2 separate regions of the Homo sapiens genome follow, and region 1 is linked to region 2. Evidence: read pairs that join two places in POLR2A ChIA-PET (ENCODE). Cell type or tissue: Panc1. All regions are shown on one strand. Each heading gives the region's core, and the rest is flanking DNA. Links, peaks and the distances in the headings are about the cores only. Region 1 overlaps NAP1L1 (nucleosome assembly protein 1 like 1). Region 2 overlaps LNCOG (lncRNA osteogenesis associated).

Evidence for each region. Peaks named below come from ENCODE experiments on the same cell type or tissue, not always from the same donor. Only the 100,000 strongest peaks of a DNase experiment are listed, where the experiment ranks them.
Region 1: POLR2A ChIA-PET joins it to region 2 with 6 read pairs; 3 of 35 experiments call an interaction of 5 or more read pairs at or near these places.

Annotation. Positions count from the first base shown.
Region 1 is chr12:76,067,264-76,079,137 of GRCh38, forward strand. NAP1L1 (nucleosome assembly protein 1 like 1) reads right to left here. Exons shown (of 15, transcript NM_004537.7): 2 at 6,940-6,976; 3 at 1,646-1,731; 4 at 108-210. The coding sequence starts at 6,956. Among named protein-coding and RNA genes, the nearest start is that of NAP1L1, 11 kb to the right of the region's middle. In Panc1, for the core only: no CTCF peak of the experiment used is centred there; no DNase peak of the experiment used is centred there; H3K27ac peaks cover 1,157 bases.
Region 2 is chr12:76,274,456-76,290,919 of GRCh38, forward strand. All of the region lies in intron 1 of LNCOG (lncRNA osteogenesis associated), which reads left to right. Among named protein-coding and RNA genes, the nearest start is that of LNCOG, 23 kb to the left of the region's middle. In Panc1, for the core only: no CTCF peak of the experiment used is centred there; no DNase peak of the experiment used is centred there.

The sequences.
Region 1 (11,874 bases), core at 1-4,000, 210 kb before region 2:
CAATAGGTTTCCACTATTGCATATCTAAATCCTAGATGGTCTTAAAAATAGATACGCCTGCAACGTTGATTATAGAAAGATAAATAAGGACTATGGAAAAGCTGTACCTTTCAATGTATCCTGTTGGTGTTTCTACCAGACCATCAAGTCTTTCTTGAAGGGCTGCAAGAATCTGAGGATTTTGCATCATCTGAACAGTTAGCTGACGTGCTTTAAAAAAAAAAGGGCATCGAAAGAAGGATTTTATGAAAATGTATTATGCTTTTTTAATAGGACAATCCAATCTCATGAAGTTTTCCTAACTGGCCCATAAATTGCTGGTATATCTAATGAGTAGAGACGGGCAGGGAAAGCTAAAGAGAATACACTAAAGGAAAACCCAATGTTCAGGAATAATTCAGATTCCTAATCTATCTCTAGTCAAGACAGTTCTCAAGGCCACTGCCACAACTATATGAACAATATCCTTTCTCTTCCTGGTATCCTGTGTTTCACCCACCTTGCATTTTAAGAAGCTCAAAGCTTCATTCAGATGCCTATCTATGACTCTTGACAGTCCTCTGAATGCAGACAACACATATCAGAAAACTGCAAATATACTGACAGTTTTAGGCCCAGGAGAAAGATGAAGTGAGTGATCTGAATGTTTATGTTTGATGCTTGTGTAATGTATTTCTATGTGTATGAATAAAGTTAATAAAGTTAATAGTTGGGACAGTCAAAGACTGTAACTAAAGCCAAACAAAATGTGGTTTTCAATGGCTTTTTAAAAACATACTCAATCCAAATATGCACTAGACTTATACAAAACAAATTACAGTACTAACCTTCTCTTCATCATCAATACAGTTATTACACAAAGTGCCATAAACTTAATTTTCCCAATTACTTTTTTTGAGGTCAATTTACTTCTGATAATAATTCAATTACTAGATGATGTACACACAGCCAGGATAACCAATACAGATTTTTAAATATCAATATTGGTCACTGAGGATACAGTTCTGTATCTGTTAAGAAAATGTTACTAAACAAAAGCTGAAGCTATTAATACAAGTTCTGAAGTCTTTTCACAATTAACTTCCATCCGGCTTAAAAATGAAAAGCTGAGTCATCTGGTACCTTAATATTCTTGGCGCAGATCTACAAGACATACCCTAAGTAGTACAATCCCCCACCACCACTCCTTTTAAAAATATCTGCTAAAATAAATTGTGAATATTACCTACATTTAATAAATGGCTCTTCTGCTTGAAGGAGTGGATCTTTAAAAAGACACACACTACATGTTCTCCATATATTAAACACTAAACATACTGTTATAAGCACCACATCACAACCTGTAACATTTCTAAATTCAGACAAAACTCATGGGCAGCTGTTTGACACAAGTACACCAAGTCACTCCAACAGTGCAGGATGCAAACAATGACTTCTAATTGAGTTGCTGTATCTATACCTACCCGCCCCTTACACACACACACACACACACACACACACACACACACACACACACTAGAAGTATGGACCAGTAGATAAATGGGACAATGAGCAAGGGTCCAAAAAAATAGACTGGTACTTATAACTACCCTCTAGTAGACATGTGCCAGCAATCACTGGCTCCTGAAGTAATTTAAAGTAATACCTTTGAGTTTTGTTTCTTCACCAGTTTCCTCTTCTTCTACTTCTTCAACATCATCCAAATCTTGATCAAGTTCAGACTGTTCTTTGCTATAATATCATAGTATCACACCAAGGTTCAAATGTACCAATTACCAAAAAAAGTTACAGAAAAACTTAAAATTCATTTTCAAAATTAGTATCTCTTTCAAAGACATGAAATAGGAAATTCAAAAGGTAATTCCGTTTTCTAACTTCATATGTAAACAAGTACACACTGGAAGTGCTTACACTTTCATTAAAAGCATCTGGTCAAATGTAAAGTTTATACTTTTGAAGCTTTATAAAATTGGTTTTGCAGGTTTTTGGGGAATGTGATGTCAACAAGTACGTGCATTCAACCGAATATCTACTGATTTTACTTTTCCTTCTTAGTAACAACATTCTCATTTTATATGAGATGGCAACACACCAAGCTAAAAGTCTACATTTCCTAGCCTACCTTTAGCTACACTATTTTGACAGCAAGATAAAAAAGCAGAAATGCTGTATTTCTTTGAGGAAGTATCCTTAACAGGATGGTAGATAGCTGGGAAGCCTTTATCTTAATCCCTCTCCCCCTCCCACTTAGAATATGAATGTGATGGCTCAAGCTCCAGCAGCCACACTGGACCAGGAGGCATCCTAGAGAATGAAAGCCACCAGCTAAAGAAAAAGGAGTTAGGAAAACAGAAGAGTCCTGGATCCCTTATGGCTGTGGAGCAACAATACTAGCCTATACTATCTTTGGAGTTTCCTTTTCTTTACTTCACAGTGGAGGTGAGAAAGAATAAAGTGAAGACTTCTGAGTCTAGCTCTTGTTTAGAACAAAGCCAAGATGATAGCACCATTCAAAGAGAAGGTTAAAAATTAATAAGATAGCATCCTTCCCATTTCATCTTAAAAAAAAAAAATCACCAAAAATCTAATTATTGAACATGAGATTACATCTAGCATTAGAAAGGAAAATAAGGATTCCTAAGTCAATGTAAAACATCATTGTATAATTCCTGTGTAAATTTTTTATTTTAACATTTGGATTAGAAATGTAGTTGCTTTTGTGTCTAAACAGCATTTGAAAAATTAATTTTCCACAGGGACAAATAATGACTTAATTTTCATGCAAGTACAGAAAAAAATCAACTGTACTCTGCCAGCATAATTCAGTCTTCAGAAATGATACATACAATTTCTGAAAGCTTTTTTTTTTTTGGGAGACAGTGTCTTGCTCTGTCACCCAGGCTGCCTGGAGTGCAATGGCACAATCTCAGCTCACTGCAACCTCTGCCCCCCAAGCTCAAGCAATTCTCGTGCCTCAGCCTCCTGAATAGCTGGGACTACAGGAGTGCGCCACTGCACCTGGCTAATTTCTGTATTTTTAGTAGAGACAGGCTGGGCTGGTCTCAAACTCCTGGCCTCAGGTGATCCTCCCACGTCCGCCTTCCAAAATCCTGGGATTACAGGCATAAGCCACCACGCCCAGCCTATTTCTGGAAGAACTTTGATTTAGTATAAACTTTAAGTGTTTGATAAGTGTACACACTTAACGGTCACTGGTTACAGATAACTGGAGCATCTCCTCCTCTCGTGTCTTTAATCAATTGAACATCTATATCCAAAGGCTTTAAAACAGCTGTCCACAAACTATGCCCATGTGGCCAAATCCAGCCCACCCTATTATTGTAAATAAAATTTTATTGGAACACAGATGCACTACATTTATGTATTGTCTGCTTTCACACTACATCAGCAGAGTTGAGTACAGTCATCCCTCAGAGTCTATGGTGGACTGGTTCCAGGAAACCTCCCTACCAAAATCCTGGGATGTTCAAGTCCCTTATATAAAATGGCACAGTAATTACAACTAACCTATGCACATCCTCCTGCATACTTTAAATCACCTCTAGATTACTTATAATAATACTATATACCATATAAACGTTATGTAAATAGTTGTATTATGCTGGGCCAGACAAAGTGGCTCATGCCTACAATCCCAACATTCCGGAAGCCAAGGCAAGAGGATCACTGGAGGCCAGGAGTTCAAGACCAGCCTGATTAACACAGTAAGAATTCTCTATTAAAAACAAAACAAACAAACAATAGTTGTTATGTTCTATTGCTTATTTGTATTTATTATTGTGCTGTTATATTTTATTGTTTTTTACCCTAATATTTTCCATCTGCAGTTGGTTGAATTCATAGATGCAAACTCATGGATGCTGAACCCACAGACACAGAGGGCCAACTGCAGTTAGAGAATCGTATGTGGCCCAAAATGCTGAAAATGTTTACCACCAAGCCTTTTACAGAGAAAGGTTTACTGACTCTGGTTTTCAAGCACAAGACTCCCCTCTGACTTCCACCCTCCCAGGGCTAACAGGCATCCAAAATTAAATAATAAGGAAGGGGGAAATCAAGCTGTCACAACCAATTTACTCTTTTTAAAGTTTAAAATGAGAGTTGCAAAGTTAAGATGGCAGATGCCACAAACTCATCTGATCTTAATCCTTCTAAAATCTCCACTAAAATTATGATAAAGGGTTTTTTTGTTTTGTTTTGTTAGCAGGCTAACACTGAAATCAAAGAAAACAAGGGCAGCAACATTTTGGAAGCTGGAAACCAGACAAGTGATAATTTCATTGAGAGAACTGAAATCTAAGATTAGCAGTGGGGAAAGCTGAGAAGCAGCCCAATCAGTCTTCAAAAGGATAAGAACTGGTAGCACCAGGTACATTTCTAGAACTAGGGCAAGGGGTGGGACAGGAGAGAAGGTCGCTAAAACAAGAAAGTAAAAACTGATAAGCAGTTAAATCATTAGATCTTCTCTACACTAGCAGAAATATTCAGTTTCCTCTCAGGAAAGGGTAAAATTCAGAACTTGGACTGGAAGACAACAGACACAGTCAACAGTATCAAAGATATAGGACTATGTACACATTAGAATGCTAAATGTAGAGCCTCCTCTACATTTAAAGGAACACCAGAAGCCAGATCTTTACCCAGACACTGTTCAACGATGAATCTGACTAGCCCAGAAAAAAAAAAAAATGACCATTCTAACACTGGGGTTTCTAACAAATGCCCACTCTGGTGACCCTACACTGAAATCCCAAATTAACAAGCCTCCCCACTCCAACGCTCAAATTTTCCAATCAATTTTCTTTTTTAAACATGTCTGAAGTGTCCCTACACCCCACCCAATCCAATCTTAATGAGCAGCCAACCAAGTATTGATTTATATTTGAGGAAAGCATCCTAGATTGAGACCAAAACAAATGAGAGAAAGAAAATGTAAGAGCAAATGGACTATAAAGATGGAAGAAACATCCAGAGAAAAGACATTATCATCAATGAAACAAGAAGAGGATGCTATTTAAAAAAAAAAAAAAACAAAAAAACAGGAAGAACGAAGCAGGTCTTGGAAACTAAAACAACAGAAATTTTAAAACTCAACACAAGCTGAAAGTCTTCAGTTCTGTCCAGAAAGAAGAGCAAAGAGACAGAGATGGAAAATAGGACAAAAGGTCATGAGAGCAATCCAACACACAACATCTAATAGTAGCTCCAGAAAGAGAAAACAAATGAGACAATCACAAAGTTCAATCAAGAATATCCCTGAACTAAAAGCCACTGAATTGCTGCACTGAAAGGGTCCACCACTGAATATGTAACATTAAGAGAAAAAAATAATAATGTGAAAATTTCAGAACTCTGAAGCCAGAGTAGCTTCCAGAAATGTATATATAGTGTAAATGTACATATTTCTTAATTATCACACACAAATGGTTAGTTACAATGACTCTGAACTTCAACACAGCAACACTGGAAGCAAGGTGACAATGGAGCAATGCCTTCAAAATTCTGAAGAAAAATGATCCCATCTTACTATCCTACACCCAAACTATCCGGCATAAAGGTAGAATAGTCGTTTTCAGTCATGACATGTCTTAAAATAATTTAGCTCCCTTGTACTCTTCCAAGAAGGTACTAACAAACCGAGAAAGCAATGTGAGATATGGCAAACAACAAACCCAAGAGGAGAAACAAGGTGAAACCTCAGGAAGATAGTAAAATAGATCCAATGACAGCCATGTCACCAAGGTTAAGCAATCCAAATTAGAGGTGTGACACAGGAGACAATCACTTTGGGAACCATTATTATTAAAAATGCCGTTTCCACTCTTCTCGTTTTTTTTAATGCTGAAGACAGAATGCATAAGTCACTCATCTGTTTTTTTTTAATGCTGAAGATAAAATGCGTAAGAGTGGCCCAAATTCTTATTTGTACTTCTATGTGTTGATCTTGTACTGAAGTTTCCAGCCCTCCCACTATCATTCGCTGATGCCTACAACAGCTATGGAAAATAATTTAGCATCCCCTCACTCCCAAGTGCTCTATTTTAACACGGGCTACTGTAAAATTACACGCAACAAACACTGTGTACCTCATCCCATTCTTCCTGACCCTGTTTCTATAAAACATCCATCCACATTAGAATCCTGCCACATGCCAACTTGATTAAACCTATACTTCCCAGGACACATGACCTTGCCCAATACTTCTCCACAATAAGTCTTTTATAAAGCCTCACAAAACTTGAGGCCAGACTATGACCCAGATAGTCTTTCTTCCTTGTTATCCTATCTTATAGCCTTCAATTAACAGTGGCAAAGTGGCAATGTTGCTTTACATAGCTAACTTTGTGATCACTATTCAGATTTTCAAAATTAAACACTGATTATTTATAGGTGGTAAAGCTCTGAAGGAAAGCAAAGAAAAGAATTAGCAAAAGCCAGGATAGCACTTACATGTCTGCAAGGGAAAGGTGCAATTGAGAAGGGGCACACAAGGCTTCTGATAGTAATGTTCTATTTTTAACTTGTCTGAATATTCCTTAAGCTCTATATATAAATACATTTTATACACATTTTGGGTGTTTGGTACATTACAATGCAAGCAGTAAATCTTTGGGAAATATATACAATAAAAATGAATTCTGCAAGTATTTATAATCCATTATCATGCTCAGCATTTTCTTAAAAATAGTGACAAATGGTTTAGTATATACGATGGTTTCGAATATATGATCATAAATATGCTAATGATCATATATTCTATATTTTACCTTGAATACACTGCACTAGACTTTTGTAAAAGTAGGTACTAAGCATTAGTAACTACATTTTCATAATATATAATTCATACTACTTGCTGTTAAGAACAGAGTACAAAGTGATGCCAAATCTCTGAAAAAGAACCAACTCTCTGCCACTTACTTGTCAATGTCTGCCATGTTGTAAGAACTCCAAATATCTATGGAGAGAAACATCAATGTTAAAAAAAAAGTATATGATTTATTAAAAAAAAATAAGAAACCAAAACCCTTTAAATCAATACCATACTGAAAACTATCCCAAGAAATGTCTATTTCCTTTAAAATACTATCAGTGTTAAGAAGAAAAAACTCATGGAACATGCAAATTCTTCCTTACTAGTACCAAAAATAATTTTTCAGAGGATATTACTTAAAACAAAAAAGTTACCACTAAGCTTTTAGAATCTGTTGTATAAAGACTATGATAATAGCACCATTGGTTAAAAACAAAACTAACATTTGCTAGAATCATAGGAAAGGAACAGTACAAAAGGATCTTCATTCAAATTCTTTCAACAATCAAGAAAGGTCAATTTCTGCTTAAATTTTTAGACTACGTAGCATCTTAAATCCATTTATCCATTTCGTATTTAGCAATATTCATTTTATGTAATTCATGTTTAAGAAAACCAAAATCTGATGCCTACTGTACTCACTATGCCCTCTGGATATCTTTTTAAAAGACTTAATCCCTGGATCAAATAGCCATTTAGACTATTTCAAAAGCTCTAGGTCCCAATCTTAATGTTAGGTAAGCCTTCCCTATCTCTCCAAATGTACATGTACCTCATGTTAGATAACTGACAACCACCAACCTCCAGCTTCCCCTAGATATGCTAGGGACATTGTCAAGACTTGTGGTTACCAGACCTGAGTAAGTTTACTGTTAAGACTCACCAGAGGATATCCTAAGTTCCTTCTCACTAAAAGATTAGTATGAACCTGGAGAATACTGCTTTTGGAAAAACAAATCTTAAAGCAGATGTGTTATATCCAGGCAGAAAAAAATGGTAGAATGCCACAGGTAATCTACAGATTACCAAAAAAAACTAAACCAAGTTTAGATAGAATCCATGTTAAAATCAAGTTTATCTTAGCCAGGCACAGTGGCACGAGCCTGTAATCCCAGCTGCCCAAGAGCCTGTAATCCCAGCTGCCCAAGAGACAGGAAGATCTTTTGAGCACAGGAGTTCAAGGCCTGCCTGGGAAATACAGCAAGACCCTGTCTCTAAAAAAATTATGAATAAATAGAATCAAGTTATCTGGTAAAAATTAAAATCTTAATACATATTTAATTCACAAAATCCTGCATGTGTTTACTTTCATAGCAACGTATTATGCCTATGAACAAAGAGTTAAAAATGGAAAACATCCTGATTTTAGCAGTTAAGTGCTAATATTTGGGGGAAACATTATTACTGACCTAGTATCTATCCTTTAGAGTAATTATAAAGAAAATTATTCTTCCTAATGTATCTAACTCTGTAAATATTTTGTATTTGTTATAAATAATTCCTAATAGTACTGATGAATTTTTCTAGTGATGCTGGGTAATGAGTCAGCATTTACAAAGTGTTTAGCAATTATGAATATTAATCAAAAATAAGAAAAATACTGAACTCTGACATCAAAGAAATCCAAGTAGGATTCCAGTTTGTCTACCACATCATCAATAACTTCTTTTTAATACAGGGAAACCTGTAGTGCACATGCATCCTTATTTCCAGCTAGTGTTCCCGTATCTTTTCTGGAGAGCAACCTGACAATAGGAATATCAAAAGCCTTAAACATGTCCATCTCAGCCAGGCACCATGGCTCACACCTGCAATCCCAGCACTTTGGGAGGCCGAAGCAGAAGGACCGCTTGAGGCCAGGAGTTCAAGACAAGCCTTGGCAACACAATGAGACACTGTCTCTTAAAAACATAAAAATTAAAAAAACAAAATATGTCCATCTCCAGATTTATTCACTTATGAGCTCTACCATGAAAAAATTATAAAGAATCTAATGCCTTTGCTTTCCATGTTCACCTAGAAGGTTCTTCCACAGCTCTGAACAAGTCCTGCACATCCTTTGGCTCTCATTTCAAAGTTTCACTCCCCAGAGATGCTTTCTCCAACCTGCACATTCCGGTTAAGTAAGATTTCTTGGTTGTACACACACTCCTATAAAGCTTTCTTTTCTTTCCACCATAAGATGTCTCAGTCTGTAATTATAAATTAGTTTGACCTATGGTCTGTCTCTCCCAACTGACAAAATTCATGATTACAGGAATTAAATCTGATCTTGACAATCATAGCGTTGTCTTCTTTGGGGTAGCACACAAAGCTTATTATAAACTTAGTACTATAATGGAATATGCAAAAATGGAATGCTTTGCAGTCACAAATGAAACAGATCTGAGTTGATATGAAGGAACACTAAAGCAAGGTATAGGATGTATGCCGAAATCCCCTTTGGATATGGAAATATATATATATATATATATATATATATATATATATATATATATCTCCACTCATATACGCACATACTTTAATACAAATAAACCCTTTCTGAAAACAAACACCAAAAACCTAACCAGAGTAACCTAATGAGAAAGAAGGGACTGGGGGTAATGAGAACTAATTTCCCATTCACCATTACAGTCATGTGTGGATTATATGTTCTGAGAAATGTGTCTCTGGGTGATTGTATTGTTGTTCAAACATCAGAGTATACTTACACAAACCTAGATGGTATAGCCTACTACGCACCTAGGCTATGATATAGACTATTGCTCCCAGGCTACACACCTATACAGCATGTGACTGTATTGAATACCATAGGCAACTTTAATATAATGGCTAAGTATTTATGTGGTGCATGACTGCATTTGGTTTTCCAACACACAGATTTATATAATAATTTCCAATACACAAATTTATTCTGAGATTTGCTAGGTTTAATATATAGTGTCTACTAAACCCAGCAATTGTCAAAAACAGAAACAAAACCTAAAACTTCCAAATTTAAATTTTTGTAACATTTTAATGTGTTCACAGAATGGCTACACTGCTAACCTCAATGTCCATTTGCAGCATTACATTTACAGTTTAAATTCTTAAAATGAAACTTTAGTAAAGAGGATCCAAGACAGAACATTTACAGAACATTAACAGGAGGCATTTACTCCTCCAGAGAAGGCTGCTCTAACCTGCCCATTCTGGCTACATTGTATTTCTTGGTTGTAAGATAGACCTAATTTTCTAGTCAGTTGTAGTCAGATCATTTGGGCTGACATCAACTTTGTAGCAATCTACAAACTAAGACAAACAACTTCTGGCTCTATTTCATCATCTATATAAAGCAGAAAAACATCTGAGGAAGTGGGACCCAAAAATCTGCATTCTAAACAAGAAACTCAGCTTCTGAGAGGTGGTTCTCAGGTAGACCACATTGAGAAACACAAGTTTAGGTTAATACCTGTATTAATATTTTACTGCAGTTGACATTAAATAAAATCAGTGAGAATCTTATTTGTTATACATTAAATTGCATTCCAAGATCTCTGTGAAAAACTTTCATTCCTGAAAGCGACAAACTAGATTATGCAGATCAATTCTACCAATGAAAAATATGGCCGGACGCAGTGGCTCACGCCTGTAATCCTAGCACTTTGAAAGTCCAAGGCAGGCGAATTGCCTGAGCTTAGGAGTTAGAGACCAGCCTGGGCAAAATGGTGAAACCCAGTCTCTACTAAAATACAAAAAATTAGCCGGGCGTGGTTGCACACACCTGTAGTCCCAGCTACTCAGGAGGCTGAGGCAGGAGAATTGCTTGAACCCAGAGGAGGAGGCTGCAGTGAGCCGAGATCACACCGCTGCACTCCAGCTTGGGTAAGAGCAAGACCCTGTCTCAAAAAAAAAAAAAAAAAAAAAGGAAAAGAATTAAAAGTACAGATGTTTTTTAACAAAAACATTTTGTTAAAAATCTTAAAAGCACTGAAATGCTAACAAGATAGTAAGGAATCACCAGCCCAAAACTGAGGGCAAAACAGGAGCAGAAGGAAGGCACTTTTGCACTGAGGTCAACTGCCAATTATCAGCAACGTGAACTTTGGTTTTAACCAAAGTTAAAATTCTGGGCCTGTCCACGGTGGCTATCTTTATGGTAACCCTCCCAAATTAAGCAGGAACCCCAAAATGCTATATCCTCAAGAATAAATTCATTCTCCTGGACAAACAGCCCAAATTTACCTCATCTGTATTGCCCTCCAAACCCCAAGCTATGTACTTAAAATGATCTGTCCCTGGTATATTCAGACACCTGTATATCAAAATTAAATGAAAGCTTCCTTCTAGACCTTAAAAAATTCATACAAGTAATTTTCACAGCCAACAGGAAAAACAGAAAATATAACAGAAATCAATCCTACACAAAGACTTAAAAATTGTCAGACTATAAACAAATACATACCTACAGACATAGTAAGCCTGGTTGTCTTTGATCTAAGTTTGAAAACACACTGTCTGCAAGGAAGTCATCTATTAAAGGTGATATAACAAAATTTGGAAAACTAGAACTTCTAGAAATAAAACTAATGAATCAAACTAAATGGGCTGGCTTAAGAGTAAGATACACAGCTGAAGAGAGAATTAAGTGAGCTGAAATGAAGCCTAGAAGAAAACTTTGAAAATATGGCAGAGCCACAGAATCTAAAGGACTGAAAATACTGAAATGAAAAGACATGTTAAGATCCAATGAAGCCTAATAAAGACTTCATACAAGTTCTGGGAGCAGGAGGACAGAATATTTGAAGAAGTTAATACGCAATAATTTTCCATTTCCTTAAGTGATGAAAGACACCAATCCACAGATTCAAGTAGCCCTACAAATCAAAACCATAAAATAAAGAATCCATATATATATATACACACACACACACACACATATATTTATCCAGCTCCGGATACATCAGTAAAAAGGCAAGATAGCAAAAACAAATTCATCTCAAAAGCACACACAAAAAAGGTAGATTAACTTCAAAGGCACAAAAAGACTGACAGCTGTCTTC
Region 2 (16,464 bases), core at 6,904-10,903:
CACATGTCAGGAAGTCCTCTGGGGTGACCCCAGGTCTGTTTCTTCTGAGAGCTTCTGAGGCTGTTGCTGCACAGTGTTGCCTCTGATTGATGGATATGGTGATGCTGTGCTCTCCCAGGTTGGTCTTAAGGTCTGACAGATGATAGATATTCCTTGGATGAATGGGATTGTACTTTTCCTGCCAAGCCTAGAGGTTCCTTTCCTCTCTTCCCTACAGAAAGCAGTGTGGGAGGCAGAAGTGTGTCCAAAATTAAAAGAGATGACATTCTAGGAATGCAATGATTATGGCCTCAAGAGTTCAAAAGAAAACATGATTGGAATATGTGTTAATTTACATTTGTGGTATAAAAGTCTGAACAATAAATTTAACGTGAGCAGAAAATCAGATTATTGCTCACATTTTCCTGCACGCCCTGGGTAACAGGCGCATTTGTGGTCATCATCAAGGAAGCACCATAACAACCTCTGAGAGAGTCACTGGAAATCAGCATTCACAGTCAACATGATGGATGATGTCATGTCATGAGTAAGAATGTAACCAGCACAAAATAACTGGTACTAGGAAACTGGAAGAGGAAAAAGATCTACATTGTTTCTATACAAATAGCTTGCAAAGAACCATGCCATTGTGAGTAATAACTACAGTGCTACTTTTTTCTTTCAGTGGGAGATATAAATTAGCCAGGAACAGCATATTTAACAATAAAGAGTATGAGGAGATAGTTCCGAGACCTGAACAGGAGCTGATGGGGCCTGGACATTACGAAGAATTTTTCAATGCACTGATTGGATAGAAAATGGCTATGTGTACCCTCTACCCATTTTCTAAATCTTTATCAGTTAATCACCTTTCATAGGTTCATAAATTTTATAATACATTTCAAATCAAATTGATTATACAGACATGCCTCCCCCACCAGACTCCAAATTTGCCCATAGACTCACACACCCTAGGGGTGTGGGGCATGCTGAGCTAAGACCTTCACCATGTCTTGCTTAATGTTTGGTCCTAACTGGTCTACCTCCTTCTTAATCTCTTCACTTTCTAGTGTATTTCCCAAACTGCCAGAGTGTTCTTTCTAAAATGCAAATCTGATCAAGTTTTCCCTGTTTATAACCCTTCAATGTCTAGGAAACCAAACTGAAATTCCTTAGGTTGGAATGTAATTTTCTTCATGACCTGGCCCCTCCTTGTCTGTTTTGCCTGACCTTACACAATACCCCAGTAGTTACTCTATGTTCTAACCCTAACAGGATTAGAACTACAACAGGAAGTTTTCCACATCCTCAGTGTTCTTAAACATTCTTCCCTCTCTTAGATTCCCTTAACATTACTAGTCTTCCTAAATGATTCCTATGTGTCGGGGAATACTCAGGTTCCCAGCACCACCTCCCTGAATGCCTTCTTCCAGCCCACAAAAGGAAAGCAGAAGTCAGTATTGCCAGAGAGAGGGGAGGGAGGAAGGGAAGGTGGAGTTGAGGTCAGAGGGTGTGGGGTGCAGTTCACAGAATCCCTGAAAGGATTATATTCTGCGTGAGGTAGTAACACATTTGGTGTCTGCAATGAATTGAGCCTCCCCAAATCCACATGGTTACGTAGTCTTTTCCTAACTCCCGATCGAGGCTGGTTCTATGATCCACTTAACCAACAGAACAACACAGAATTGGCGGAGATGTGCCTGTCTGGGGCCTAAGTCATCAGAAGCCATGACAGTTTCTGCTTTTGTGCTTTGGAGATCCCTGGGTGCCGTGTAAGATGTTCAGCTACCCTGCTAGGGAGACCCTGTGAGGAGGCCATATGGAAGAGGAGAGGCCATGAGACTACATAGTGAGAGCAAGAGACTCAGTCATCAGCAGCCCAGCTGAGCACAGCTTCCAGCTCTCTTTGCCAAGGGCCAGATATAGGAATGAAGCATCTTGGATGTTCCAGACCCATCCACAGCTGCATAAGAGTCCTGTGAGACATCCATCTGAGCCCAGTCAACCCATGGAATCATGAAAAATAATAAAGTTTGTATCAAGCTACTAAGCTAACTGATGATAACAGAACCAGGACTCAACAGGTGAGACAGGGTCTTGGCATCAAGCATCTACAAGAAAATATTAGGTGGAGGATATGCAGGAACTACTATTTGCAAACTCCAGTCTGGCATCATAAAGCAGGACTCAGAAACTGGATGGACAGGCAGAGTGCACCACTACCAGGCATCCGGCATGGCATTACACACGCTTCTCTGTTGACCTAGCCAAACTCTCCCACTCCCTGATCCATTCTCACCCTTGACTGAGAGAGATGAGAAGACAGCTGAAAGATGAACACGTTCAGTGTGACATCTACCCATAGCTGGGACAGGCAGTAAGGCAAGGTGACCATCCAGCTGGCAAGAAGGCTGAGGACAGGAAGCCAATATCTGATTAGATGTTACAGCAGAAATGGCCGAAACTGATTACCAGTTAGTCCTTTGCTCTTTTGGTCAAGGGCACAGATTCCATCCCAGTTAATTTGGCTTTAGTCCATGGCCACAGACTGAACCTTTAACCCAGCCAGCTGTCCTAATTGGATGTCCTCCCTTGGATGTCTGGGAAAGATAGGACAAGACACAATGTCTTTTGTCTGGGAAAGGCTGTGTGTGAGTGGGTTTGTCTGTAACAGTGGCATCATCAAAAAATAACTGGGTTCTAAAATGCATCCACTCATCTCCTTCCTCCCCACCTCCCCACAGGCCAGTCTAAATTTGTTCATTTATTTGAATTCCCTATTTCTGTTCATAGGACCAGCAGTCTTTCCCCAGTCCCTTAGGTTTAAAACTTTGACATCACTTTTGAAGTCTCTCTTCTCTCTCCCCTACACCCAAGCTAAACTAATATGGCTCACTTCTGCAACATCTCTTAGCTCTTTCCCTCTTTTCTATTTTCACAGTTCTAGTCAAGGTATGTATGACTCTTAAATGGAGATTTTCAATGCTTCTTAACTAGTATTGCAGCTTCTACCCTTTTTTCTCCTTTCTTCAATCCAACTTTCACATCCCTGCCTAGAATACCTTCTGATAATGTCATTTTCCAACACTCAGTTCATCAGTGTTTTTCTAATACCTGCAGCAGGCTTGCAAACTGGAAGACCGTCAGGTGATTTAAATGTGAGACACGACTGAGCGTAAGACACTAGGGTGCTGCATAGCTCCTCCGGCAGGTGCAGAGTGTGAATCCTGCTGAAGGCATTTCCTGTCTTTATTTTTATAGCTAGTGTTCTGACCAGACAAACCACAAAATTCCACAAAATAAAGGCCAAATTCTTCAGTCTAACATTTAAAGCTTTCCATGATTAGATTCCAACTTACTTTTCCAGACACAGAGCTTTTAATGTCAGTATGTAGCTCAGAGATGGTATGTATAGGGTACATGTGCCACCACACTTCCATCCCTGGTCCATGGAAGATATTCCCACTAATCGTAGGACCACTAATCATGGTCCTCTTTCCTGTTGGGCTCAGATACAGCCTCCAGATCGTCCCCAAGAGAGCATCTATGAGCCAGAGGTGCTTAATGTATCCATTAAAACCTATTTGCCATTGTGTACAAGCTCACATCTGATCACTTTCAGCCCATGCCGAATCCCCTCGGTCCACTGTACTGTGCTTGTCATGCAGACCAGAGGACTTCAGCATTTTGAAATAAACACCTTGGTTAGCTGGTTCTCTCTGACCCACTCTCAGCTACCACACAGGCTGCTCCGCTGTAGGCTCAGTCCCGTTTTAGGTGAGTTGCCCCCTGGTCGCTTCAGGTCATGGCAGGAGACTGATCCTGATCCTGGTAGTTTGCTCCAGAGAGAGAGGCTTGGATGAGGGTCTTATCTTAGCTAAAGCAGATTTCATGACAAGCCTCCCATCCCTGTACCCCTCTTCCAACCCCTGTAGTGGCAAATGCTGAGGGCTGATCTCAGGGAGACCCTACCCCACTGACGCTACTGTTTTAGATGAACCAACTCACAAAACAACTGGTGCACAACATCCAGTCTGTTCATGACCATTGGTGAACGTCATCTGTTTGTGTGTTCAAGCTCCCTAAAAGCCTCATAATCTAGGTTGCTGCTTGGGCTTGGCATGGTAGTGTGTGTGGCTGTGGGAGATGTTCATGCTATACAAAATGCCCAAATGCCCATGCCACACAGAGTGGGTGGCAGGATTTCCCTTTGAGGAGCTCTATGTGCATTCCTTCAATGACTGGGGGTCTACTTCACTTTTTCATATTCCATTGGGGCCTGCACATTCCAGAGAGCCCAGTTTTCCTCTCTGTTTGGCAAGACTTATTCTTTCTCCTAAAGTAACTGACTGTCGTATTTGTTTTAAAAGAGCGAGTAAGACAGATGCTAATAATATCACATAGACTAACTCAAAAACTCAAGGGAGGGGAAGCGGGGGAAAGAACCATTTATTTTATGGTCGATGGAGTCAGTTTGTCTTATGATCTTATCAAGAGTTCTGCAGCCTGGTACCTGCCACGTTGGCTATCACACCTGCTTTGTGTGGATATCATGCCTTAAAGACAGGCTTGAATATGGCAATTTAATATGATGGAGGTCTCCTTTATGTGCCATCCTAAGTGCCACTCTGATTGCCTACATAGGTTAACATGCCTCTTGCAAAGCCTTAGAATGATTGAGTCACTGGAGCAACAATGGCTAGTCATGCAGCAGGTGTGATAGTTAATTTTTGGTGTTATCAAATGCTGCACCACAGCTGGCAGCCCTGATCTCACAGACCTCTATGGTCTTAGCCTACTGAGTATCTTTCATCTTTTCAGAATTTCTGGGGTTGATTTTTTTTTTAACTTAGGAATAAATTCTGCTATGGACTGAATGTTTTCCCCCTCCCCCGCCAAATTCATACATTGAAGCCCTAATCGCCAGTGAGATGGTATCTGGAGGTAGAGCCTTTGGAACATAATTAGATCATGAGCGTGGATCCCTCATGAATGGGATCAGTGCTCAATAAGCAACATGAGAGAAATGACCTCTGTCTCCATCATGTGAGGATACAGCAAGAAGGTGGCCATCTGCAAATCAGGAAGAGAACCCTCATCAGACCCCACATCTGCCAGAACTTTGATCTTGAACTTCCAGCTTCCAAAACTGTGAGAAATAAATTGAGTATAAGCCACCCAGTCCATAGTAATTTGTTATAGCAGGCCAAAACTGACTAGAAGTTTCACACAAGAATTAGTTACATTTGAAGAGAAGGAAAGAGATAAAACCTCTGTTAAGGACTGGTTTTCCAGGAAGAGTGATTATTTCCATCCATACAGAGGTGGAGGGAGGGCATTATATGCATGACAATTCCCCCTCAGAATGAGGTGTTACTGTTGATGTTTATCTTTAACAAAGACAAAGACATTAGTGAGATGGTGTTTACAACTGAGGTGGCTTCATGGAAAAGGCAGAACTTAGTGGGAATGAACCTCTTTTCACTACAAGCTTGTTCGTCATTGAGGATTCACCTCAACTGAAATTGTAGGGTCAATTCCAGCCTCAGGTGGCCAAGGCCTCCCATCTGATTCCTGCCCGGGCTCAGGACACATGCACTTTCCCCTGGGCTAGGGCCAGGTGGAAGGTGCTCATTTGCCTTGATGTCCCTAGAGTGCAGAGGATTGCATTTTATAAAACTAATGAAGGATTTAAACTAATATACTAATAAACTAATGGAGGATATATAACTAATGAAGGATCTGATCCCTGCCCTGGTTCAGGACACATGCACTTTCCCCTGGGCTAGGGCCAGGTGGAAGGTGCTCGTTAGCCTTGATGTCCCCAGAGTGCAAAGGATTGCATTTTATAAAACTAATAAAGGATTTAAAGGTAATTTTTCATTATTTTTCTCTATTTAATTGATATAATCACTTTTTTGTGAGGAAAATACAGTTTAACCAAGGCAGATACTATGTCACCCCTACACCTCTACAACTGTTTGATCACCCATAGGGTAACTCAATTAATGTAACACAGCAGCAGGAAGGAGTCATGCCTGAAACAGCCTCCCAGCCGAGGCTCTGTGGGCTAAAGGAGGGGGACAATGGCTGGTGAGGGGGAGACAGATTTGTGCTATTTAACAAAATGTTTGCAAAACAATGATCTAGTAAATACACTGGAAACTTACAAAATTATGTTCCTCTCCTGATCATTGTAGGGATTTTAGGGGTTTTTTTTAATAGTTAAAATTTTATTAGGAAACAGGAATATTCAGAAAAGACTGAAAAAAATCACAAGATATTATGAAGAATTAATTAGGAAAAAGCCTAGCGAGAAGGCTGTAACATAACAGACATACAGTGGACCCGGGAACAACTTGGGTTTGAATGTGTGGGACCACTTAGACGCAGATTTTCTGCCACCTCTGCCACTCCTGGAACAAGACCAACTCCTTCCTCCTCCTCCTCCTCCTCCTTAGCCTGCTCAACATGAAGACAAGGATGAAGATCTTTCTGATGATTTCTTCCATTTAATAAATAGTAAATATATTCCCTTTTTCTGATTTTTTAAATAATATTTTCTTTCTCTTGCTTATCTTATTGTAAGAATTCAGTATATACTACTTATAGCATACAAAATGTGTGTTGTTTATGTTATCAGTAAGACTTCCCGTCAACAGTAGGCTATTAGTAGTCAAGTTTTGGGGGAGTCAAGTTATCTGTGGATTTTCAAGGGCTCAGGGGGTCAGTGCCCCGAATCCCCATGTTGTTAAAGGCTCAATTATGATTTATTTCATGGCATCAGGAGTCAATCTCTTGATACTTCTAGTTTTCTCAAAGCCACCTTTTATGTTCATCATTGTTCAATTTATTTCCCAGCAAATATGTAAGTTTTTTATTGCCATATATAAAGTTACAGTGCATCTCCTGTGTTCTGTCTTATCCTTCATCCCCCTAAATGCTGCTTTAAATGGCAGGCCAGGGTGTAGGGTGTTTGATGTTCTCTGAGTTAGCATGAGTTCTGAGCTGTAAGTAAATCATACATGTACTACGTAATTCATGAATTATTTATTTTTGCTTGTGCTTTCTATAGAACACTATGTATCAAAATCAAATTCAAAGTACTTTAATCTTAGGTGATTTCAGATCATTAAAATAACTGGCTATCCAGCCTTGCAGGAAAGGTTTTTTTTTTTTTTTTAATCTATGTCTCCATAAAGGTTCTGACCAGCTAGAAGAAGTAGCAGTCTTCCCCACATTTACTTATGCCACAGAGGTGATGGATCAGCCACAGAGAACACAAGGAGCTTAAAGAAATCGAGTCCTGGTCAGGCGTAGTGGCTCACGTCTATAATCCCAGCACTTTGGGAGGCCGAGGCAGGCGGATCACCTGAGGTCAGGAGTTCAAGACCAGCCTGGACATCATGGTGAAACCTCGTCTCTACTAAAAATACAAAAATTAGCTGGGTGTGGTGGCACACACGTGTAATCCCAGCTACTTGGGAGGCTGAGGCAGGAGAATCGCTTGAACCCAGGAGTCAGAGGTTGCAGTGAGCCGAGATCACATCACTGCACTCCAGCCTGTGTGACAGAGCGAGATTCCTTCTAAAAAATAAAAATAAGGGAAAATGTTCTCCTGCTCTCTGGGTTCCATTAACACCTGACTTTTTTAAACTTTAATTTCAAAAAATTGACATAAAATGTTATGTACTTATATACAGCTTTAAATCAGTTTCTCTCTTCTCTGATACCCTAGGAAACAATAACTCCTGCTGTGGTAGCATTTTCTAATAGACCTTGCTGCGTGTCAAGAAGTGAAAGTTGACCCAGAATTAAAGACTCCTGTTTTCTTTACCACCTTCTCTTTCTCTCTTGCTTTCTAAGTTGTTTCTAAAGGTAAAGATCCTAGAGAGGCCTGATAAACAGAGAACTCCAGTAAGACCCACCTATGCTTTATAGGAACAGGTTCTCATATCCTCTCTGATGTTTGTCCCTTGGTGGGTTTGTGTTGCAATGTACCTGCTGTTCTGTAGGTGGGAGTCTGTGGGTAGGGGGTACCCTAAGGTCTGGAGGATCAGGAAAATGTGGAGGTGAGATAGGAGTTACCCCAGGCAGCCTGGATTAACGCTGCAGACACAGAGACCTCAAACTTTTCATTCATTCATTTATTCGTTCTGTTTACTGATGGACCACCTGTTACATGCTGAGAATTGTGCTCAGCTCTGAGGGGTACAAAAAAGAAAGACCTGGTCCTCTGCTTTAAGGACCAATATTGTCGGAAAATGGACATGCAAATGAACAATCACACATTAAATGCATTTTTATAAAGGAAATCTATACATGAAAGCAAGGATCTAGAAATCCTTCATTCTGTTCAGTCATTGTTTTTGTATCATGGGGAAGGGGAGGAATTGGTATGAAATTTTATTTTCAGAGGAGGCAAATTGTAGCCAGAAACACACCAGGATTCTAGTCCCAGGGCAAGATACTCTACTCTTTGCTCTCCAATTTCCTCATCCTAACATGATGGCATTGACCAACACACTTCTGGGGTCATGGTCAGGAAGGAGGGAAGTTAGCCAAACTGACTGAGTCCTTGGCCTGAGTCCTAACCCTGGCCTTTTATTGGGCCTCAGTTTGTCCATCTTTCCTGGACCACCATTCTCTGACTGTTAAATGGGAAGAATATCTACCTCTCAGGATTGATGGGGGATAAAGAAGGAATGTATGTTCTCTTTCCTCCTTCTCCTTTTCATTCTTACCTATGATTCTATGCATATGCTACTCCATCATTACGTTTCATGACTCAGAATTGTATACATTTCAGAACAGTAACGTGGTGCACATACTGCATTTAAAATAGCATACCCAACTGTGTCTACACCCCATAATCAAAACTTTTATATTTTAGTATCAAAGCATATAAATATTCAATTAGATGGGATAAGTAAATGTCTTAGGTAACCTCATATCATTTTAGGTAAGATTTTGCCACCACGTGTTTTTTTGCAAACTCATAAGAAATTTTTTTTTGACAGCTCTTTTGATTTTGATAAAGAATTATGGACTTCTAATAACAATTTGGTTCATAAAATAATTTTGCGGGAGAAATAACTCTTTCATTTATGTTTACTTCCAAATGGATGGCTTCCGGTTAATCACTCTTGGCCCTCCCTTTGTAGCCCTGCACACAGCCTGTGAGAAGGGCATGAGGAGGACGGCGATTACCCAGATTGGCAACCTTGACAAAAAATAAACCAGGCATGTTCCCCTCAGCTTCACCGACTTTACTCTTGGAAGGAAATTGGTCATTGGCTCTGCTGTGACTCTCTGCCTAATTTAGTTACAAATCCCTATTCGTGCCTCAGATTTTATTATTACTGGTAATAACAATCATTATATTTATGTCTCCTTCGGTCACCCTTTGTTTTATTTCTCAGTTAAGAACTCAGATGAGAAGAGGCCTGACTCCTCAGAAAATAATTTGGTCCTTGAGCAATTTCATTGTCCACTCAGCATTTAACTGAGCAAATAAAACAGTGGAATTTTGATTGAAAGAAATATTGTATACCTGTAGAGAGGATTTTGGTGACTTTGGGGCTCGGACTTGGGTGTGTGAGCAGGGCCTTCAATTGTGGCCCTTTGTAATGGTTTGTGTTAGGCCAGGCAAGATAGTACAGCTGTGCATTTCACCATGGCAGGCAGGACAAGGAGGGAAAGAAGGAGGGAAGGAAGGAAAAGAGGAAGGGAGGAAGAAGGGAAGGGAGGGAGGAAGGGAGGGAGAGAAGAAGGGATATAATTCATATAGTACCTAGTATTAGAATAGGAGTTTTCTCATTATCAGAAGTAAAAACTTTCAAAATAATATAAAACAACCACTACCTCATAAAGGGTAAACAAATGAACATCCTCAGCTGTCTTTAGATACAGCCAACTGATCTCAACCTGGAAGTTGTGGTGTTGATATATAGTTGGTCTACTGGCAGTCTCACCCTTAGAGCTGGACCAACAGGGCCTTGACTCAAAGGGTCCTAGAATTTGGAACTTCTTCCTTGAATTTTTAGTTTACCTCTGGTGATTGGGGCCAGCCAGAGCTGGCAGTGACATCTGGACGGGGTACAGCGAACCTGGACTAGACTCATACCTATGGGGGCATGTGGAACGCTCTTGCCTGGCCTGTATGCCAGAAGGGCAGCTTGGCCAGCAGATGTTTCTTTAACAGGATCACATGAGATTGGTCCACCAGAATGATGCTGACATGCTGATTTGGAGTGGCTCCAATTGTTAATATAGACAAGAGCTCTGCAAAAAAAAAAAATATTTCTGTAGTTCCACACACAATTACGGTCACCTGCCTACTGGTTCTGTTCTTCCATGATTCTATTATTCCCAAGAAAGAAGACACAGGAAAGTCTACACATTCAGCCAAGGAAGGAATTATTGAAATAAAGGTACCACATTTCACAGAGGACATTAAAGGACTGAAAGTATATCTCAAATTTGGAGCAAAAAGAATTCTGAAATTTCACAGGGAAAGTATTACTGGAGTTGTAGAGTACATCTGAGATCAATCTTGGCCAGACTGTGACTGATTCGGAGAGCAACTTGAGAGACAAATTGCAAAATTTCCCTAAAAATGGAAACTTAGGACTCTGGTTGACTGAATAAAACCATGGTCTCAATGAGTAGGAAGTGGGAGAAATAGAAGACAGAATAAAGAAAAAAGAGTTTAAAAATCAGTAACTAGTAGGGAACAAAAATATGTCATTGTTCTGGGAAGATGTGCTATCAGGAAGGGTAGGAAGTGGAAACTGGGGGCTTCAGTGGTTTTGTTACAAGTAGACGAACAGCCCTGGACCCAAGACCTCTCCATAGCGTCTCTGCCTGTGAGGAGAGCACAGCCTACAGGAGCTCCCAAGTTTCAGAGGCGGGCGGCTTGTTGGAAACAGAAATGCCAGGGTCCCAGTGCCTCAGTCCTGATTGATAGAATTCTCAGGGGCCCAGTAACCTGCCTTTAAACAAGCTCTCCAGCTGATTCTGATACAGATAGTCTATGGACAGCATGCAGAGAACACAGGCATAAAGTCAGGATTCTTTTGTAATGATTACAATAAACACATGTTGCAAATGCAAACACAAGCACTTTCTCTGGTCACAAGGTTAAATTCCAGGCCCCTGCAGAGTCTGCCTTTGGGCCCCACCCACCACTCTCTGCCCAGGCCTGCCACCTAAAGTCTCAACCCTCCTCTTTGATGGGTCCCCAACACCTCAAGCTGCCTGGTTGGTAACAAAGCCTGTGTTTGGGTGGAAAGGCTATTTTTTCTCATGCTTTTCTAGAACACTATGGTTTGTTTTTTTTTTTCCACCAAGGAAGCGTAGGAAATACATGAAATGTCTTGGTTCACAAAGGCAGAAAATACCAGAAAGTTGACCAGCACTTGAGTATAAGCAGCAGCTTCATTTTTGTACATACACTACAAAAGATGTTTTAAAAATACCTCCCCCAAGCAGTCAAAATGTCATTCCTTATATACCAGTGTTTGCCTATAACAAACTAAAATGATTATGAAAAGTCCTATAATAATTTTCCTATCATCCTTCCTTTCATCCCTTGTCTTGAATGTGGAGGCATCCCAGGAAAAGGGAACGGTAGTATCAACTGCTCCATGGAGATGGAAAAGCTTTGAGATGGAAGAGTCGGGGGAAATAATGGTATAGAAGCAGTTTACTGTTGTCATCCATAGAAGATGCTATAGGGATACTGGAGATGAGAAATGAAATTGGGTGAGGCTTGAACATGAGTCAAGCTTTGTATTTACCTTGGTAGTGACAGGAAAACACTGGCAGTTTTTAAGGAGTCATATGACATGATCAGGGCTGAGCTTTCAAAAAAATTAACCTGGCAAGATATGGAAATGGGATGGATAGAATGAGAGAGTGATTGAGATGGGACAGGAAAGCAAGAGGTCATCGCAGTAATCCAGGTGAGGGGCTATGAAGTCTGTGATGGAGAATTGGTGGTGGCTGTGGATGGTAGGAAAGACTGTGAAGGAAATTAGGGAGTGGCTCCTACAGGGCTTAGACCTGCAACGATGTGAGACAAGAGAGATTTCTGAGGGTCAAGCCTCGCTGACTGGGGAGATCATAATGCCATTGCAGAAATGGGAAATAGTGGAAGAGGAGCTAGTTGAAGATTGACACATTGTAAACTTGAAGTTCAACTTGATATCTGGATTTGCAACTAGATAGCCGTGTCAGGATAGAGGAAGGACCTAGAGATAAAGGGCAAAGTTGCCTATTTCCATTGCTTAGACTGTCCCTTAGTGGAGATCTCAGAAGGTTAGGGGAGGAGAGAGGGGCTGGGCTGTGCCAGTAGAGACAGAGAACTGGAGAGTAGAGGGAGGCAGATAATGTGGTTCAGGCCAGATACAAAATCTGAAAAGAACTGGGTTTGAAGAATTTTCTGGTTTACCTGGGACTTTTACCATTTTCTCTAGTACTCTCTTGAGCACTAGGCCACCATATTTTTCCCAGGACCTTTCAAGGTTCCCATCCCATGAACTTTTCTCAAAAACAGGAAGGTGTGCACCTGAGAGCCATGTAAATATCCTGAAATATTCTAGATTTGGAGAGACACTTTAGACTTGGCTGACTTGGGCAGCATTTCTTAATCCTTGATGGTCTCAGTTTTGTAGAAAGAAAGAAAGGGAAGGAAGGGAGGGAGGGAGGGATGGAGGAGGAAAGAAGAAAAAGAGGAAGAAGGAGAGAGAAAGAAAGGAAATTAAGAGCCACTTCATAGGGTTTTGTGTGGGTGTGTGTGCACACATGTGTGTGCGTGTGTGTGCAGAGGAGAAAGGAGATAATACATAATAAAGCATCCATACAGTGACTTGTAAATATTAAGCCTTCAACAATTATTAGTTTCCTTTTCCTCTGCCCTGCATGTGTCAATAGCAATTCCCAGTAGAAATGGGAAACTCTCGGTAGACCAGCACCGAGCTAGAGTGTGAGGGTCTGCTTTCCAGCCCTGTGCCAGCTATTGAGTAGGTTATGACCTTGGGCTAGTTCCTCAGCTAGGGCCTTCTGTCTCAGTTTGCACACCACTAAAATAAGAGAGCTGGCCTAGATTAGTGTTTGCTAATTTCTACCACCAAGTAATTTAAAAAAAAAAATAGTATATATTTAAGGTGTACAACATGATGTCTTGACAAACATACATAATGAAATGGTCACTACAGTCAAGAAGCAAATTAGCATATTCATCATCTCACATAGTTACTTTTTTAGTGTGGGTGGCAAAAGTACATAAGGTCTACTTTCAGTGAATTTTCAGTATAAAATACAATTCTATTAACTATAGGATAGTTATGTTATACACTAGATCTCCAGATTTCTTCATCCTACATAACTAACTTTTTACCCTTTGACTTCTGTCTCTTCATCTCCCCACCCCTGTTCTATTCTGTTTCTATGCATTTGAGCTTTGTTTTTCTTTTTAGATTGCACATAAATGAGATCATATAGTACTCTTCTTTCCATGTCTGGCTTATTTCACTTAGCATAACGTCCTCTAGGTTCAACCATGTCACAAATGGCAAGATCTCTCTTTTTTAAGGCTGAATCATATTCCATTGTAGACATGTACCATAAATTCTTTATCTATTCATTCATCAATGGACACTTAGGTTGTTTCCATATCTTGGTTATTGTTTCTAGATCTTGGATATTGTGAATTATGCTGCAATAAATTATGCTGCATAATTATAATGCATAAACATGGGGGTGGTAATTTCATTTCCTTTGGTTATGCACCCATAGATAGATTGCTGGATATATGGTATTTCTATTTTTAGCTTTGAGGAGCCTCTGTTCTGTTTTCCATATTGATTATACTAATTTACATTCCCACCAACCATGTACAAAGGTCTCCTTTTCTCCACACTCTTGCCAAAAATTGCCTCATCTTTTTGATAATAGCCATTTTAAACAGGTGTGAAATGATATTGCACTGTGGTTTTGATTTGTATATCCTTGATGATTAGTGATGTTACCACCAAGGAATGCTTTTATCCTTTCTCATACTTGCTATCTTTTGAAAGAATTTTTTTTAATCAACCAGAAGTTGTTAAGTAACTGATTCATTTCTTATGTGATCCCCAGTGTTACTAAACTGGATTAATATAACTATTGCCCAAAGAAGCTTGCACAGACTTTATATAAGAAAATATGCAACAGCTATTAGAGGCTTAAACTAAGAAAAACAGCATGCGGACACTATTATAACCATATTGGAATGTGAAATTCTAGGTTGAACACCACTAGACAAGTTAGTCTTAAGGTTCCGTCTAACCCTCTCTGAACCCATAAGGTAGTATAGAGTTTCTACTGTATACCTTTTGGAGGATTCAGTAATTTATTTTGCCTTTAAAGGTAGCAATTCAATGTAGTTAGGAAGATAAAGCTATGACAGGAAGTAATTAGAGACCTATTAAGCACTAAACTGAGCATCAGAATATTTAATACAATAAGCAATCAGAAAAGAGATTTAGTGTGGGCTGGGGTAGTCAGACTCCATCAATGTTGAGAAGAGATAGACTTTCTCTGGTTCTTTAATGATAATTACATTTTAAATAACCTGAAAGGGCAAATGAGGGCATTTAAGGATTGGCTAAGAGAAGGACTTTATCATAGGATGCAAAGAAGAGAAGCCAACAGAAGAGAATGAATGCTCTACTTTTTCCTATCTTTTTTTCCCGAGAAAAAAAAGTGTCCATTTCTTCGCCCTTACTTCTGGACTCAGGGGATAAAGCCCAAAGTGTTTTGTGATTTAAGTCATTCTTTCCTCTCTAGTTTCATTTCCAGCCACACCCTCTCCCAAACTCCATACTCCAGTCATCTCAGAAGATGGTACCTGATCCACCAAGTTTCTCAAGCCCCAAACCCTAAGCGTCTTCTTGATTCCTTCCTTCCCCTCCCTCTCCTCTCCTCACCAGCCAATCTTCCAAAGACACCTGTAGAGTACATCTCTAAATTTCCACATTGTCTTTATACAGTGCAAATCCTATTGCCACTTCTCTGCTTAAAATATTTAATGGCTCTTCATAAGCTACAGAATAAAGTCAAAACCTCTTATGGTGCCATAGCAGACTCTTGATTATCTAGTCCCTGATTACTTTTCTAATCTCATCTCCATTGGTTTCCTTCCTCCAAGGCTTGATGGAATGTGTACGAATTCAACTGCTAGAGAAATCATCGGAGGCAGCAAGACTAAGTATTAGAGGATAAGAGCTTAAATTAAGGCAATAGGAATGGGGATAGTAATAAGGATATGGATTTGAGAAATATTGAGTAGAACAGAGACAACTTAGTGACTAGTTAAATGTAAGGATAAAAAGAGGCAAAGCAGGGATGATGATGATGACAACGATGATGGCAATAAGTAAATGACACCAAACATTTTTCTGTGCAGTTACAACATATAAAGCTTTGTTTTTGAGTGTTTAGGTGTGTTAACACGTTAAAATTTCAAAACGATCCTATGGGATAGAAGCTGTATTTATCCACATTTTACATATAGGAAAACTGAGGCACATAAGTTTAATAGCTCGTCGAAATGCACACTGGGTACTTTCATACAGTCTAGCTTTAAAACCATGCATGATTAAGCACAAAACAGCCTCCTTTGCCTTGTCAAACTGATTGCCATCTCCTGAACATGCCATACTCCTTTGAAACCGTTGTCTTCCCATTCCTTCTGTGTGAAATGCCCTTATCCCTTCCTTTGAATGGAAACCTTCTTTACGACACATCAAATGTTACCTCCTCTGGGAAGTCCTCTCTGTGCCTTCCTCCAGCAGAGTTCTTTACCCCCTATTCTGTTTATATTATGCCATTTGCATGGCTCTATTGGGGAATATATTATACTATGTGCAGATTGGGGACATATAATACACTATGTGCCCATTACTTCTTAGCACATCTATTCCCACCCATGAACTAGACTATGAGCTCTAAAAAGGACAGAATCTGTGTCTCATTTATCTCTCAAGCCCCAGGATCTAGCATATTTCCTGAGCTATAGGAGGTACTCAATGCTTATTGAATGAATGAATGAGTGAATAAATGAATAAAAATATGGCCGGGCACAGTGGTTTAGACTTGTAATCCCAGCACTTTGGGAGGCCAAAGAGGGTGGATCACTTGTGGACAGGAGTTCAAGACCAGCCTGACCAACATAGTGAAACTCCATCTCTACTAAAAATACAAAAAAATTAGCCAGGCGTGGTGGTGCACACCTGTAGTCCCAGCTACTCAGGAGGCTGAGGCATGAGAATTGCTTGAACCCAGGAAGTGGAGGTTGCAGTGAGCCAAGATCGCACCACTGCACTCCAGCCTGTAGAGCAACAGAGCAAGACTGTCTCAAAAAAATGAATAAAAATATGGAGGTGGGAATTATCCACTCTGCTGTGTTACTAATGGTGATGATGTGAGCTCTTAATGCAG